Linked DNA regions of Mus musculus: region 1 is linked to region 2. A link is a loop called in an ENCODE intact Hi-C map of the cell type or tissue named here. Cell type or tissue: left cerebral cortex. All regions are shown on one strand.

Evidence for each region. A loop is a pair of places that touch in the nucleus more often than their neighbours do. Peaks named below come from ENCODE experiments on the same cell type or tissue, not always from the same donor. Only the 100,000 strongest peaks of a DNase experiment are listed, where the experiment ranks them.
Region 1: it touches region 2 in a loop (4-fold over the local background); 3 of 42 quality-filtered maps call a loop at or near these places.

The regions. Positions count from the first base shown.
Region 1 is chr13:104,956,515-104,964,514 of GRCm38, reverse strand. It overlaps Rgs7bp (regulator of G-protein signalling 7 binding protein), which reads left to right. Exons shown (of 6, transcript NM_029879.2): 5 at 361-431. Among named protein-coding and RNA genes, the nearest start is that of Gm41048, 46 kb to the right of the region's middle. In left cerebral cortex, no CTCF peak of the experiment used is centred here; DNase peaks (open chromatin) are centred at 3,434, 4,054, 4,693, 4,958 and 4 more places; H3K27ac peaks cover 4,385 bases.
Region 2 is chr13:106,920,639-106,928,638 of GRCm38, reverse strand. It overlaps Ipo11 (importin 11), which reads left to right. Exons shown (of 30, transcript NM_029665.4): 2 at 3,483-3,626. The coding sequence starts at 3,489. Among named protein-coding and RNA genes, the nearest start is that of Ipo11, 12 kb to the left of the region's middle. In left cerebral cortex, no CTCF peak of the experiment used is centred here; no DNase peak of the experiment used is centred here.

The DNA.
Region 1 (8,000 bases), 2.0 Mb after region 2:
GCACTGGAGCACAGCCATCTGCCCCAGTGATGCATCCCAAATCCTGACTTTCCCCAGGAGCCCACTGTTCTAGTTGTGTGTCCTTGGCCTCTCCCTGTAGAGCCATAGTACTGTCCTCATTATAAAGGCTCTCCACTGAATTCAGCCAGGTCGGACTACAAGCAGAGATGCCGAGGGCTGGAGCCAAATCCTATCTGCTATTCCTTACTGTAAAAGCAAAGTGAATTCAGTATGTGTCTGTTTGAAACAAGAACTGTTAAAATTCCCTGTGGAATCTCACCTTTCATTCATCACATAGGTGAAACTTGAGGCTTCATTTGAAAAACGTACAGCTAATTTTTCTTTCTGTCAACTTTGCAGAGACATGCGAGAAATGAAAAACCTTCTTAGCAAACTCAGGGAAACGATGCCTTTACCACTGAAAAATCAAGGTGAGTCCTGGGATTTCTCTTTGAGGCAGAGCATGGTGAACTTGGAGGTTGCTTCTCAGAAAGGCAGTGCAAGGGTTTCCCACAAAGTAAGCAAGCCTTCTTAGAGAGAGTGGGTGAGGCTGTCGTCTTGGTGAGTGAGCCTCCTCTGATGGAGACAGAGATGCATTCACCTGAAAGAGAACGCCCACATCCCTGCCAGACCTGTCATGTGCTGTGGAAAGAGCCAAACCAGGGATGCCTCTACAAGAGGACCAAGAACGTGGCTTTCATCTGCACAAGGTTTATAGCCTACTGGAGAAATATCCCTCCATTTACATGCTTAATTATATAAAAATAATAATAGAATTAATTCATATTGGGGACACATGGTATGTCACTGTCCTGAGTATTTCACATGTATCAGCTATGTTGGCTTATATAATTACTACTTGTTTGTTTGTTTGTTTGTTTCTCCCATACTAGGGGTCAAAGCTAGGGCCTTACGTGTTAGGCAAGTAGTCTATAACTGAGCTAAACTTCCAGTCTCCTATTAAAATCTAGTAATGATTTAGGGAGATTTTATTAAAGTTTTCCTAATTTACAGAGAACTGAGATGCAGAGGTTAGTTTTTCCAAAGTCATACAGATTATAGTAAAAAGACTGTGCTATGGAGTTGAACTCAGGTAGTCCACCTCTGGAAGACGCAAAAGAATCCAACCTGACACAGACCGGTAAAGAAATATTCACAAGAATGAGGAATGATCCTGAATTTGTTAACTATTGGATGCTCTGCATCTGGAGCCTGGGACACAGTTAGAACGCCACCTGGCACAAGCAATAAGTGTTTGTTAAATCTTTGCAGGACTCTAGGCTGTGCACACAAGTGAATGGTAAGTGCTTTACATTAAGCGGACTTAGCTAGAGCAGCCATGAATGAAGCATTAGCTGCAGAAAGTGGTACCTAGAGGATGGGAAAGGCTCTTTAGAGGCAAGGGAAAAAACCCTCCTGTTTCCACCGAAGAAAGCCTGTGCGGGAGGGAGGGAGGGAGGGAGGGAAGTATACTGTCTGCCTGGGAGCGAGGGAAGCTGAGTGAAGAGGAGGGAGGAGGAGGAGGACTTGGCAGCAGAGCTGAAGTGCCTCTTGGCTCAGAGTATATCAGCAGAAGGTAGAGAGGTGGAGGCAGGCGAGCACACCAGACAAAGGCTGAGACACCGCATCAGCTTGCGCTGTGCTGGAGGCCTGGGTCAGAGTATGAGGCAGGGGAGGAGGCAGGACAGGTAATTCCAGGCAATCTTGTAGAATCTGCTCACAGAGGCCAAATCCACCTCCAACCAGTCAGTGTGCTTCGGAGTCCTGGAGGAAAGTAGATGTATGGTAATTGAAGAGTTCTCTGACTACACATACAAAGCTGCTGCTGCTGCTGCTGCTGCTGCTGCTGCTGCTGCTGCTGCTGCTGCTGCTGCTGCTAGAAGCACCTGTGGGTTTAGAATGAAGGGCTTCAATTAAAGCTAGGCTTGAGGTCAGAGTCTGGCTCTGCCATTGTCCAACGAAGTGACCCCGGGCAAGTAGTTTGACTTGCGGAAATTTTGGAGAGTGGGGAGACCATGGTGGCTTGAGGATTAGAGAGGCAGTACACACCACATCAACCTTACGAAGAGCAAATCAACTGGAAACCGACTTCTAGGAGATGTTTGTTGAGTAGGATGTGGGAGAGATGAAATAGTTTTTGGAAGGAACCCAGGACCACTCTGCCAATGTGTTTGGAAACTGACATTGTCGTTTAGTAGCTGGCCCACACAGACTTGTTCAGAACTCCAAAACAGCAGCAAGTAGGACTTGTCCTGCAAAGATCATGCATGTGTCACATCGGTGTCCAGTCAGTCTTGAAGTCAGAGGTCAGAGACTAGGCCTCTGGGACTTTAAGTTTGGAGCACACATTAGGATCCACAGGTTTGGCGGTCTCCCCCATGGACACTACCCTGCCCTCTCACTGAAGCACGCATGGAGCCTCCCAGGAGGGTAACTTCCCAGGGTGCCCAGTCTGAATTTTGTGAATGCCACAAATTCTGTATTTTCTGTGAACCCACCTTAAAACTCCCTTCCACATCTAATGCCAGTCCATGCTGCCATGGTGGGACTGTGTGTTGACAGGGAAGTCAAAATTTCATTTTAATTAGGGAATTTTCAAAATCACGGGAGGTAAAATAGAAATATTTTTGTATTTCATAAATGAAAACTTATTGGGACCTTTCAGTGGATTTGTAAAATAAAAGAACAACATGTGGTGGTACTTTCAGTAAAAATATAAAAGGGAAGAAATCACCCAAATAAATCATCCGAAGTCTTACGTCACAAATCCATCTGGGAAATAAAAATACAATGATTTATTCCGAAGGTGGTTCAGTCGCATTCTAATACTAAAAAGAATAGCTGAAGTGAAGGGCTTATGGAAATCCAGGCGCCTCGTTTTGTGGAGAAATGCAGACCCTTAGCAAGGTGGTGTCCACTCACAGAGTGCTGTCCCTGTGCCAGCAATGGGCAGAGAGCAGTAAGAACCCAAGGAAGGGGGCAGACAGGCCCTGAAGGAAGGATGAACCATCTCCAGGGGCAGTCTTTGACAGACACATATGGCAGTGCCATTCGACTCATTTTAGAAATCATCCAGATTCGTCCCTCTGACTGCGTAGACTGAGATGCCCACAGAGCCTCCCCACAGCAGGAGTCTGTGTGTTACGCAGCTCTGACTTAAGGTGTGTAGGGGATGGGGTGATGCAGCGAAAGTTTATTCTGGTTCTTTCACGTAGACCCTTGTTCTCAAAAGCTGATTCTAACCGGTTGAAACCATTATAGAAAGCCATCTGTCTCTTTTCTGGCTTATTTCCTTTCTGTTTTTATTCTATTTGCATGTGTGTTGGAAACAGAAAAGGAGAGAAAGATGTCACTCATGGTCCTGGCTTCTTGTGCTTGGCCTGCTGACCATGGGAAAACCCTGCCAGCTCAGACTCTCTTCTTCTCCAGGCTCCCTTTCAGTTCTTCATTTGGAACTGGTCCAGGGTTCGTTTCAACACTGGATTACATCTCTCCCACTCGCTACTCAGCAAACGTTCACTTGAAGTTGATTTTTAGTAAGAAAGAAAACAGAGTGGCCAAGGGCGGGGATTTAGATTATCAAAAAAAGTGCCTACGTTTTGGGACATTGTCTTCTCTGTCAGTGCCCTTCCAGCCTGAGCTTGGAGATGCTGGTACCCAGGTGAGTAAGCGGCCCTTGTTCTGTGGTCCCCCCATCATGGGCCGCAGGCTATGTCCATCTCTCCTGGCTCCAGGCCTGCTGTCCTTTCCCCTGCTCCAGTGCCCCTCCTGTCCTCCATTCTGGGTCATTGACAGTGCTGCAGGGAGCTTCATTAATTATGATCAGCTTGCTGTGTCAAATGGATTACAAATGGAGCCACCTGTGGGGAGCCCACAAGGTTACCAACAAAGGCTCAAAGGAGACTGGAAAGTGAAGGACAAGCCTCTTCTAAATCTGTGCTGTTATAAAACAAAACAAATCAACAGAAATAGATTAAGCCTGAAAGACAGTCTCACCTTTGCTGCAATTCTGACTTAATGAGGTCTGTGGGATGTATTGGTATCTTTGCTCATTCGTGGAATCCGGGAGCTGATAGCATGCCTTAGAATCCATAGGCACTAAATCTGCTCTAGATGCAAGTCAGTTAGGAGGCACGAGCTATCTTCCAGATGAGACATGCTTCAGATATTATGTAATGCCAAGGAACTGAGGAAGAAGATATGACAGGTCAGACATGATTCATAAAGGAGAACGCAGAATCAAGGATGAATCTGGGTTCAGTCCTGACTAGAAGAATAAATAATGGTATCAGTCAGTAAGTTGAGAGAAGAGAGCAAGAGGCTTCAAGGTAGAACATGGCTATGGTTTTAGACATGGAGAATCCTGGGGTTAACATTCAATAGTTAGTAGCATTGGGGGAAGACATGATCCAAGAAATCTGGAAATAAATCTGAGTATGTTCAGAGCAGTGGTCGTAGGAGCTCTACACACAGCAGAGACTGCCCCTGGGAAACTTGCCAAAAGAATGCTCTGGAATGCAAAACTGTAAGGCTTGAAGCAAAAGAAGACCAATTCACAAAGGGATCCCAAGAGAAAAACCAAAAGAGCATTGCACAAAAATGAACCAAGATGTCTGCAAGGAAGGAACGCTTGGTTATGTAACATGATTGAGCTGGGTAACGCTGCACAATCCAAAAGACTGGGCAGAAAAGCCGTCACTGGTAGTGATAGTAGAAGAGGCTGACTTGGCATTTGGGACAGGAAAGCCTGGCTGAGGAGGGTTATTCAGTGAGTCAGACATAGAGAGCCGGGACAGCAAGGATAAATATATGAAGATTTTCATAAATGGTTGTTTTTAGCAATGGTAGGGAGATAGATAGGATTAGAGGCAACTAATCTACCCAGGCAATTATTGATAGAACGGATGGGAGTCAGAGGCACGGAGGAGTCAGAAAATGCATAGAAATAAGCTGCTGACGCTAATCTCAAGAGGGAGATTGCCAGTCAACCAGGGAGGGAAGGCTGCGGGGAAAGGGAAACATATGTAAAGGCAAAGAAGTGAGAGACGGTGGGCCTATGTAGGCAATTTTAAGTAGTTTCTGTTGGTACTGTCTGCTCCCTCATGAACCTTTCAGTCCACCCTGACTGGACTGTTTATTTGAGACTGACCATTGGTGCCTCTTTGTCTGGATTCATACTGCCCCCTTCACTCAGAATGCCTCCCTCTTCAACAAACACTCAAGTTCTTCTCATTCCTTGTGGCCAAGAACGGTCACCCAAAGCCTACATGAATCTTCCATAAATGACGTCCTTTCAATGTTAGTGACATCTCTGCCCCTCTTCTTGGGAATTCTCATAGCACTGTATTTGGCTCTTTCTCATGCTTTTGTAAATGCAGTCTCACAGCTATGAGAAAAGTTCCTTTAGGTCAGCGGTCATGTTTCTTTTAAACCCCAGCACAGGATGGATTAGTTCCTTACCTCATTGCTACACCAAAAGTGCCTCACCAAAACAACTGAAGGAAGGAAGGAAGGAAGGAAGGAAGGAAGGAAGGAAGGAAGGAAGGAAGCCTTTAGGTTGGCTTACGGTTCCAGGACCTCAAGTCTATCACGGCAGATAAGTATAACAGTAGAGAAGGCATGAGGGAAAGGAGGCACATGTAGAGAGAGCCAGGGCACATTTAGGTGACTTTGAAGCCTCAGCAGGTGCTGGTCGAATTGTTTCCATAGACAAGAGAGCATGGGTATGATGCTCACCTCTTACACTTAGTCCAGGACTTCATGAAGGACTGCTGTCTGCCTTTAGGATAGATCTCCCACTGGAACTAACCCCATTTACAAAGCCCCTCACAAGCACAGCCAGAGATTTGTTTTCTTCATGATTCTACAGCCCATCATGTTGACACTCAAATTAAGCATCACCTAAGAGCCTTGCACTCAGGTCCTCTGTTCATTTAGTAGTGGTCCTCAAAGTCTGCCCTTATGACTTGCAACATCAGTACCTTTAGGAATATTGAAGATATGATGCTCTTCTGGCTACACACCAGACCTACTGGTAGAGGAATTGGGGGATGAGATACGCTGAAATTAATAGAGGAAAAAGTGGGGAAAAGCCTCGAAGATATGAGCACAGGGGGAAAATTCCTAAAAAGAACAGCAATGGCTTCTGCTGTAAGATCAAGAATTGACAAATGGGATCTCATAAAATTGTAAAGCTTCTGTAAGGCAAAAGACACTGTCAGTAAGACAAAAAGGCCATCAACAGATTGGGAAAGGATTTTTACCTATCCTAAATCTGATAGGGGACTAATATCCAATATATACAAAGAGCTCAAGAAGCTGGACTCCAGAAATTCAAATAACCCCATTAAAAATGGGGTACAACAGTGTCTGCATTTGGTGGCTTATTATGGGATGGATCCCTGGGTGGGGCAGTCTCTGGATGGTTCATCCTTTCGTCTCAGCTCCAAACTTTGTCTCTGTAACTCCTTCCATGGGTGTTTTGTTCCCAAATCTAAGAAGAGTAGAAGTGTCCACACTTTGGTCTTCGTTCTTTTTGAGTTTCATGTGTTTTGCAAATTGTATCTTGGGTATTCTAAGTTTCTGGGCTAATATCCACTTATCAGTGAGTGCATATCTAATGAATTCTTTTGTGATTGGGTTACCTCACTCAGGATGATACCCTCAAAGTCTGCCCTTATGACTTGCAACATCAGTACCTTTAGGAATATTGAAGATATGATGCTCTTCTGGCTACACACCAGACCTACTGGTAGAGGAATTGGGGGAAATTGCCTAGGAATTTCATAAATTCATTGTTTTTAATAGCTGAGTAGTATTTCATTGTGTAAATGTACCACATTTTCTGTATCCATTCCTCTGTTGAGGGACATCTGGGTTCTTTCCAACTTCTGGCTATTATAAATAAGGCTGCTATGAACATAGTGGAGCAGACACTATTGCATACGCCAGCAAGATTTTGCTGAAAGGACCCTAATATAGCTGTCTCCTGTGAGGCTATGCCAGTGCCTGGCAAACACAGAAGTGGATGCTCACAGTCAGCTATTGGATGGAACAGAGGGCCCCCAATGGAGGAGCTAGAGAAAGCACCCAAGGAGCTGAAGGGGTCTGCAACCCTATAGGTGGAACAACAATATGAACTAATCAGTACCCCCAGAGCTTGTGTCTCTAGCTGCATATGTAGCAGAAAATGGCCTAGTCGGCCATCATTGGGAAGAGAGGCCCCTTGGTCTTGCAAACTTTATATGCCCCAATACACAGGAAACACCAGGGCCAAGAAGTGGGAGTGGATGAGTAGGGGAGTGGGGGGCAGGAGGGGAGGGTATAGGGGACTTTTACGATAGCATTTGAAATGTAAATGAAATAAATACCTAATAAAAAGCTGGGGAAAATGGGGTACAGACCTAAACAAAGAATTGTCAACTGAGAAATACTGAATGGCTAAGAAGAACCTGGAAAAATGTTCAACATCCTTAATAATCAGGGAAATGAAAATCAAAACAACCCTGAGATTCCACCTCACACCAGTCAGAATGGCTAAGATCAAAAATTCAGGTGACAGCAGATGCAGCAGATGGGAGGATGTGGAGAAAGAGGAACACTCCTCCATTGCTGGTTGGATTACAAACTTGTACAACCACTCTGGAAATCAGTCTGGCGGTTCCTCAGAAAATTGGACATAGTACTACCAGAAGATCCAGCAATACCACTTCTAGGCATATACCCAGAAGATTTTCGAACTGGTAATAAGAACACATGCACCACTATATTCATAGCAGCCTTATTTATAATAGCCAGAAGCTGGAAAGAACCCAGATGTCCCTCAACAGAGGAATGGATACAAAATAAAATGTGGTACTTTTACACAATGGAATACTACTCAGCTATTAAAAACAATGAATTTATTAAATTCTTGGGGAAATGGATGTATCTCAGGGATATCACCCTTAGTGAGGTAACCCAATCACAAAAGAAGTCATTAGATATGCACTCACTGATAC
Region 2 (8,000 bases):
ATAGGTATAATCATAGAAATGTTTAGAAGCTAGGTCAGCGTGAGGTAGTGCTTTCCTGTCTTGTGCAGTTGGAGATGTCCACAGAAGGTCATGTTTGTCGTGAGCAGTAACTTCAGTAGTGCTGCTCAGTAGCAGCACGTCACAGCTAGAGACTAGTGTGGTGACTCATCAGAGGGATCTAGCAGTTTTGCTAGAATCAGGGTTAATTTTTTTTTTCTCTACAAGTGGTCATCCCCCTTTCTCCTTCTTCCACCCTCCCTGTTTCTATCCCTTTCTTTCTTCCAAGATCTAGCTATGTAGCCTGGCCTGGCCCTGAATTCATAATTCTCCTTCCTTAGTCTACAGAATGTTGCTGGGATTACGATGTGTACCAACATGCCTAGCACCAATATTAAGTTTGTTTGTTTTTCCTCACCTTCATCCCAGCACCATAGAGGGAGAAGCAGGTTGATGGATGTTTGTGAGTTCAAGGCCAGCCTGGTCTATATAGTAAGTTCCAGGACAGTCAGAGCTGCATAGTAAGATCCTGTCTCAAAAATGAACGAAGGTTGTTTAAGTTAATAAACTGTCCCTTTCTTTAAGCTTTCTAACAGGTAACGTTTTTATATTAAATTTGTTATAGCTCTTATGTTTCTGGTTTTGTGTGTGTGTGTGTGTGTAGTCTGTCTATGGAGGCCAGAAGAGGGAATGGAATCCTCTGTCTGTCTGTCTGTCTGTCTGTCTGTCTGAGGAGGCCAGAAGAGGGAATGGGATCCTCAACTGGTGGTTATAAACTGCCTGATGTCTGTGCTAGAATGCAGATTTGAGTCTTCTGAGAGGATAACAGGTGCTCTTAGCTGCTGAGCTTTGTTCTAGCCCCATGGTTGGTTCACTTGCTTGCTCTTTGAAAATAATAATAATAATAATTATTATTATTATTATTATTTTTGGTTTTTCAAGACAGGGTTTCTCTGTATAGCCCTGGCTGTCCTGGAACTCACTTTGTAGACCAGGATGGCCTCAAACTCAGAAATACGCCTGCCTCTGCCTCCCGAGTGCTGGGATTAAAGGTGTGCACCACCATGCCTCGCAAAATTATTTTTTTATTTTTTTGAGATTTTAATTACATTATTTTCCTCTTCCCTTTCCACCCTCCCATATCCTCTTCTTTGCTCTCTTCCAAATTCATGGACTTTTTTTTCATTAATTGTTTTACATACATATGTGTATAGAACCCAGGTTCCTGTGCATGACAGGCAAGTGCTGTGGTAAGTTACATCCCAATCCTATTTTAAAAAAATGAGATGGAGTCTTGCTAAGTTGTCCAGGCTGGCCTAGAACTCTTGATTTCCAGAAATCTGCATGGGGGACATTTAACACTGGCTCTTTTGAATCGTAGTGGTACACACCTTTAATCCTAGCACACTAGTGGAAGAGTCAGCCTAAGTCTACATAACAGATTTTAGGCAGCTGGGGCTACATAGAGACTCTGTTTCAGGCAAAACAAAATATTCTAGCACTTGTAATCATCTGCCCTTTAAGTTGACAGTGTCTTTCCAATTAAAGCACCTGCTTTAAACTATCTCAACTCATAAATGAAAGTGTTGACAGGAAGCAACACCTTTATGGGTGTCGAGGACTTGTGTTGAGAGGTTGCTGTCATTCTTTGGTAAACTGTTTATTATAGTTATTTCCAAGACACTATCTCTTTAACCTTTAACACTTAAAATCCACATTTATTTATTTGTTTGGTGTGGTGTGTGTTACCACAGCATACACGGGGACAACTTTGTGGGAGATAATTCTCTGAACTATGTTGGTCCTGGAATTTGAATGCAGGTGATCACATCAGGCTTGGTGGTAGATCCTGAGACATCTTGCTGGTCTTGCTTTTTTACTCTGAGATGTGGTCTCATTACATGGACCAGGCTGGCCTTGAACTCAGGGTACCAGCGTAGTTAGATACTGGGAAGGACCATTGCTGATTGCAGACTTTTTATTGTATCCTTATTTGACAGAAAGAATAAGGTGGCTCTCTGGTGTCCTCTTCAGGCACATTTAGACCATGCTTGGAGAATCCATCCTGATGGTCTAATACCTACCTAACTTCTCAGCTCCAAATACCTAACTTAGGCCTTAGATTTCAGCATATGAACTGGGGAAGGTACATAGTCATTTATCACGTAACAGGATTGCTGCAGACTGGACTCAGTCGCCCCTGTGGGCAAGGAATCGGCGGGGTGACAGACACGAACACAAGGGAGTGTTGATCTGAATGTAATTTCTCAAAGCCAGCATCAGACTTATATTATAGAAGAAAACAAGGAAGTTAGGTGATTCATTAAGGTCATCCAAGGTACATTGAGGTTACCCGATTCAAATCGACTCTTTACCCAAAACAGAGAAATGCATACACAAAAGCTGACAGGAACCAGGCAGTGTTTACAACTGGGATTAAAAAAAATCAGTGTTTACAACTAGAATCAAAAGCAGTGTGCCCTTGCCATTGTTAATTCACCTTCTCCCTAGGCCATTGTAAATTCCTGTGTATGGGAGTGACTCAGCTGTTATTCTAAGTATTTACTCTAGTTCTTTCTTAGACCACACCCTTCCTTCTTCCTAGGCCATTGTAAATTCCTTCACGTGGGAGTGACTTAGTTGTTATTTTATGTATCTGTAGGGAACCTCCATTTATCAGAAGAACCAACCAACTTTCTTCTAATATGTAATGTAGTCTGCTATACATGACCGTAATGAGAATTCTAAGTTAACTTTGTTGAACTAGCCCTGAGATTTCTAGCTCTTATCCAGTAAATTGTAATGCCTGATTTCTTTCGCTGTTTAACACTGGAGGCTTTTCGTCTGAATGAGTAGCATTACCTATAACACCAACTATCGCAAGAACACATCTGGAGCATTCGTGCTGTGGGATGCCAAGGCTCCAGGAGACTAAGTTTCCGTGAAACTTTTTGCCTCAGGACTGCGTCCAAGCTTTTGGGCCTGCCACTCAGACTTCACTGGAGTGGGTGTGGCACAGGATTTTCTTATCCCTCCTTTACTTTTGAGACATTCCTGCTATATGCAAGGATTGCACTTCACTCAGTTGATGTTTTAAGTATCGTTGAGTATGAGTCTCTGTCGCTGTCCACTTTGAGTGAGTTTGCTAACACTAGGGAGGGGAGGCTGAGGTAGGAGGATTCCACAGTAGGAAATCAGAATTTGGAAACTTGAGGTTTTGTGTATGTGGGCTCTCCAGTTTCATCTTACATTTACTTTTTGAAACAATAGAAAACAATTTTCTTTAGAAATATATTGATTTATGTGTAGTAATTGCAATTATGGGAGTTCTAAGTAATGTTGTAGCTAGTGGATAGGAAAGGTCAGAATGTGGGTGGCCAGGAGAAAGTGCTTTTCAAACCCTGCAGGCTTCCCTCCACTTATGTTACTGTGCATTTTTGTAGTAGATATAATGTGCATTCAAGTGTGCTAACTTACCATTGCAGACTTCCATGGATCTCAATAGTGCCAGCTCTGTGGTTCTTCAGGTCCTAACACAGGCCACCAGTCAGGATACTGCTGTGTTGAAGCCAGCCGAGGAGCAGCTGAAACAGTGGGAGACACAGCCAGGTTTCTATTCAGTGTTGCTGGTAAGTAGTTCTTGAGATTGTTTGTTTGTTTGTTTATTGTTTGTTTTGTTTTGTTTTGTTTTTTTTTTTTGGGTGGGGAGAGGTTTTAGAGACAGTCCTGGAACTCACTCTGTAGACCAGGCTGGCCTTGAACTCAGAAATCCACCTGCCTCCGCCTACCAAGTGCTGGGATTAAAGGTGTGTACCACCACTGCCCGGCCAGTTTATTTTTTAATACAGTGAGAAATCATTATTTTATTAGCTCTGTACCTATGGAGATTTACGTACGGCTTACTGAAACTGATCCAGATGCTTGGCTGCCATTGTCACCATCACCACGGCAGTGTAAGGCTCCTGAGGGTGTTTTACAAGTGATTTTTGATGAATCAACATTTTAATGAAAACTTTTGTTTTTTATTTTCTGAGACAGAGTTTCTCTATGTAGTCCTGGCTGTTCTGGAACTCACTCTGTAGATCAGGCTGGCCTTAAATGGAAAGAAAGCCACCTGCCTCTGCCTTCCCAGTGTTGGGGGTCAAAGGCGTGCACCACTACTACTTGGCCTAATTTAAACTTTTAGTAGAGAAAGTCACTTTCTTTGGCTCTGTGTTTTGGGGCTGATTAATGACTTTCTGCTTTTATTGTCCAAGCATTCATTCTGTATAAGAACTGGACAGGATATATTCTCAGTGTCTGTTGAGAACTATCAGACTGTGATGGCTTTTCAGTTTGCCACACCCGTGCTGACGTGAAGACGGTAGGCAGTGTCTCCTCACCCCCGTCTCAGTGCATTGACTTGGACTCGCTCTGCATCAGCATCAACATCAGGAACACCGTCCGTGTTCAGGATTTTTCAGTTTTTTTTCTTTTATTAGTTTTTTTTTTTTTTTCAATAATAGAAGCAAATCTAGGATCTAGTGCATGCAAGGCAAGGACTCACCATTGACCTGGTCTCCCTTTGTATCCTCTATTTCACTTTTAAACATTGTTTTTGGTTTTGCTGAGACAGGGTCTCATTGTGTAGCCCTGGTTTGCCTGGAAATTGGTATGTAGACCAGACTGACCATCAACACATTGGTATCACCATGTCTCTGCCTCCTGGTTGCTAGAATTAAAGGCATGTGCTCCCATGACTGGCAAAATGTTGTTGATTTTTTTTTCCCCCCATCTAAAATTTTAATCTTTTTTTAAAAAAAATATTATTTATTTTATATATATGCGTGCACTATAGCTGTATTCAGATACACCAAAAATGGGCATCAGATCCCATTACAGATGGTTGTGAGCCACCATGTGGTTGCTGGGAATTGAACTCAGGACCTCTGGAAGAGCAGTCAGTGCTCTTATCTGCTGAGCCATCTCTCCAGCCCTTAAATATTTTCATACAGAGGATCTTTTATATTTTCTGGCATTGAACTCTGTTCTCTGCCTCCACCTCCTGAATGAGTGTATGAATTACTAATAACTGCTAAGATAATTTTTTTCTCCTTTTTTGCTTGTGCATTTTGTTTTGAGTTACCATTAGTTGTTGTATTGGTGCATTTTCATAAAGTGCTTTTATTTATTAGTGAATATGTGTGGGTACTTAGAGTCTTTGGGGGAGGGGATTGTTGTATGGCAGGTGCTGACTTCAGATTCAGTGACCCTCCTGTCCAGCTCCCCAGTGCTGGGGTTCCAGGCATCTGCCGCCACACCTAGCCTGCACATATAGACATTTGTATAAAGTGCTGTGTGCGTGGCTTCTGCTGCTCTGGTGGATGACATTGGAGCAGTGGTTCTCAACCTTCCTAATGCTGTGACCGCTGACCACACTTCCTCATGTCGTGGTGACCCCCAACCATAGCATTATTTCAGTGCTACTTCATAACTGTAATTTGGCTACTGTTACGCACGTAATGTAAATATCTGACATGCAGGAGGTCCCACAGCTGGAGAACCACTGCTTTGGAGAGTCATGCACATATGCATACAAAATACATACATACATACATACATACATACATACATACATACATACACACACACACACACGGGCACCTGGTTCTTTTTTTTTTTTAAAGATTTATTTATTTATTATATGTAAGTACACTGTAGCTGTCTTCAGACACTCCAGAAGAGGGCGTCAGATCTTGTTACAGATGGTTGTGAGCCACAATGTGGTTGCTGGGATTTGAACTCCAGACCTTCGGAAGAGCAGTCGGGTGCTCTTACCCACTGAGCCATCTCACCAGCCCGGACCTGGTTATTTCAAGGCTGGCTTCAACATGCAGTGTAACCAAGGATGAGTTTGAATTTCTGATTCTCCAGCCTCCACTGGCCAAGTATTGGGTTACAAGTAAGCTCCTCCATGCTCAGATTACAAGCTGGTGGAGATTGAACCTGGGGCTCTATGCGTGGTCAGCGAGCAGTGTCCCAGCTGAGTTATAACTTCAAACTTTAAAAAAGATGGAGTTGTACTCTCTAGCTTAGGCTCGTGTGCAGTTTGCTTCCTCGAACAGGCTAGTTTTGAATGCTTCTTGCCTCAGCCTTTTGAATGTTGAGGATAAAATAGTTTTTGAATAGGGCATGGTAGCCCCATAATCCCAGCACTCAGGAGGCTGATGCAGTGAGGCAAAGATCTTAAGTTTGAGGCTAGGTTGGTCTACGTAGCCAGTTAGTGTACTGAGTCTTTCTCATACCCACCAGCAGCATAAATAATGACATGGAGGCTTCTACAGTTTAAGGGTTAGGCCTTTTGTTAGGGTAGTCTTCCAATTGGCTCATCTAATTTGACCTGACTGTCAGACCTATAGCCAACCCTGTGGCTAGCTGTATACCTTTCTTGGCTCTACTACCATCTGATTTCTTTCCCTCCGCCATCATTCTCTCTCTGCCTGGAAGTTCCACCCCCCTATTTCCTGCTCCAGATATTGGCCGTCAGCTCTTATTATAACTCTTATTATAACCACTCAGTATGGAGACAACCTCTGGTCTATTTCTAGATTGCCTTTAGTCAGGTGAGGAAAGATGAATATTTACAAAGTAGAAAACCTGGTGATGGGTCAAAGAAATGACAATACCAGAATCCTGCCAGCACTTAGTTCTCTGATGGTACAGAATTAACAAATGAAAATACAGAGATACACCTTTACACAAAGCAAAGAAAGATTACCCCAACAAGTTAAAGTCTAGCCTGGACATGTAGACTCATAGCAGCACTCATACTGAGGGCGATGGAGGTTCATCTTGCTGTGTGGTACTTGCTGGCTTAGAACTTGTTATATGGCCCAGACTGGCCTGGAACTCAGAGGTGGACCTACCTTTGCTTCCTAAGTACTACGATTAAATACAAGCACCAGCGTGCCTGCTGTGCACTGGGATTATTTTACAATTTGTTTTCTGTGAATGAAGGTTTTGCCTGCATGTATATATGTATGTATGTGTACCATGTGTGTGCTTGGTGCCCACAGAGACCAGAAGAGGCCATTGGATACTCCTGGAATTATTGACAGTTGTGAGCCATCTTATATGGGTGTTAGGAACTCAGTCCAGGCCCTCTGCAAGACTAACAGGCTTTCTCCATTGAGCCATCTTTCCAATTTCCCAGGCTAACCTTTTTAAAGCCTATTAGACAATTTCCCCATTGATTATCAAGATCATGTTGCATGGTTTAACTGCATTCTTATTTTCATAGTTTGCCACCATTGTGCAAAGCAGTAACTATGGATTAGTGATTTGACTAACATAGCTTGTTATATCACATCTCACCTTTATTTTATTTTGTTTTTTGTTTTTGTTTTTGTTTTTTTTTTGTTTTGTTTTTTGTTTTTGTTTTTCGAGACAGGGTTTCTCTGTGTAGTCCTGGCTGTCCTGGAACTCACTCTGTAGACCAGGCTGGCCTCGAACTCAGAAATCCGCCTGCCTCTGCCTCCCGAGTGCTGGGATTAAAGGCGTGCGCCACCACGCCCGGCTTTGTTGTTTTTTAAATCGTATGAGTGTGTGCTTGTGTATGTGTGTATGTACCATGTGCATGCGGTGCCTATGGAGGCCAGAAGAGGTCATGAGACCCCACTGGAACTGTAGTTACAGACTGTTGTGACCCTCCATTTGTATTCTGGGAACTGATGCCAGGTGCTCTGGGATTCTTAACTGTTGACCATTTCTCTAGCCCCATGAGCGTGATTGCATTGGTAAGTAGTCTTGTTATTGTGAAATAGGTTATTGTTTTCTTTTTTAGTTACTTTTCCTATTGCGATAAAACACTCCAGCAAAACCAATTTATGGAAGGACACGTTTATTGGGCTTCATTCACAGTTCGAGAATCCATCGCGTCTTAGTTGGGAAAGAATGGCAGCAGGAGCTTGAAGCCGCTGGTCACAGTGCATCCATGCTCAGGCAGCAGGATGCGGTGAATGGCT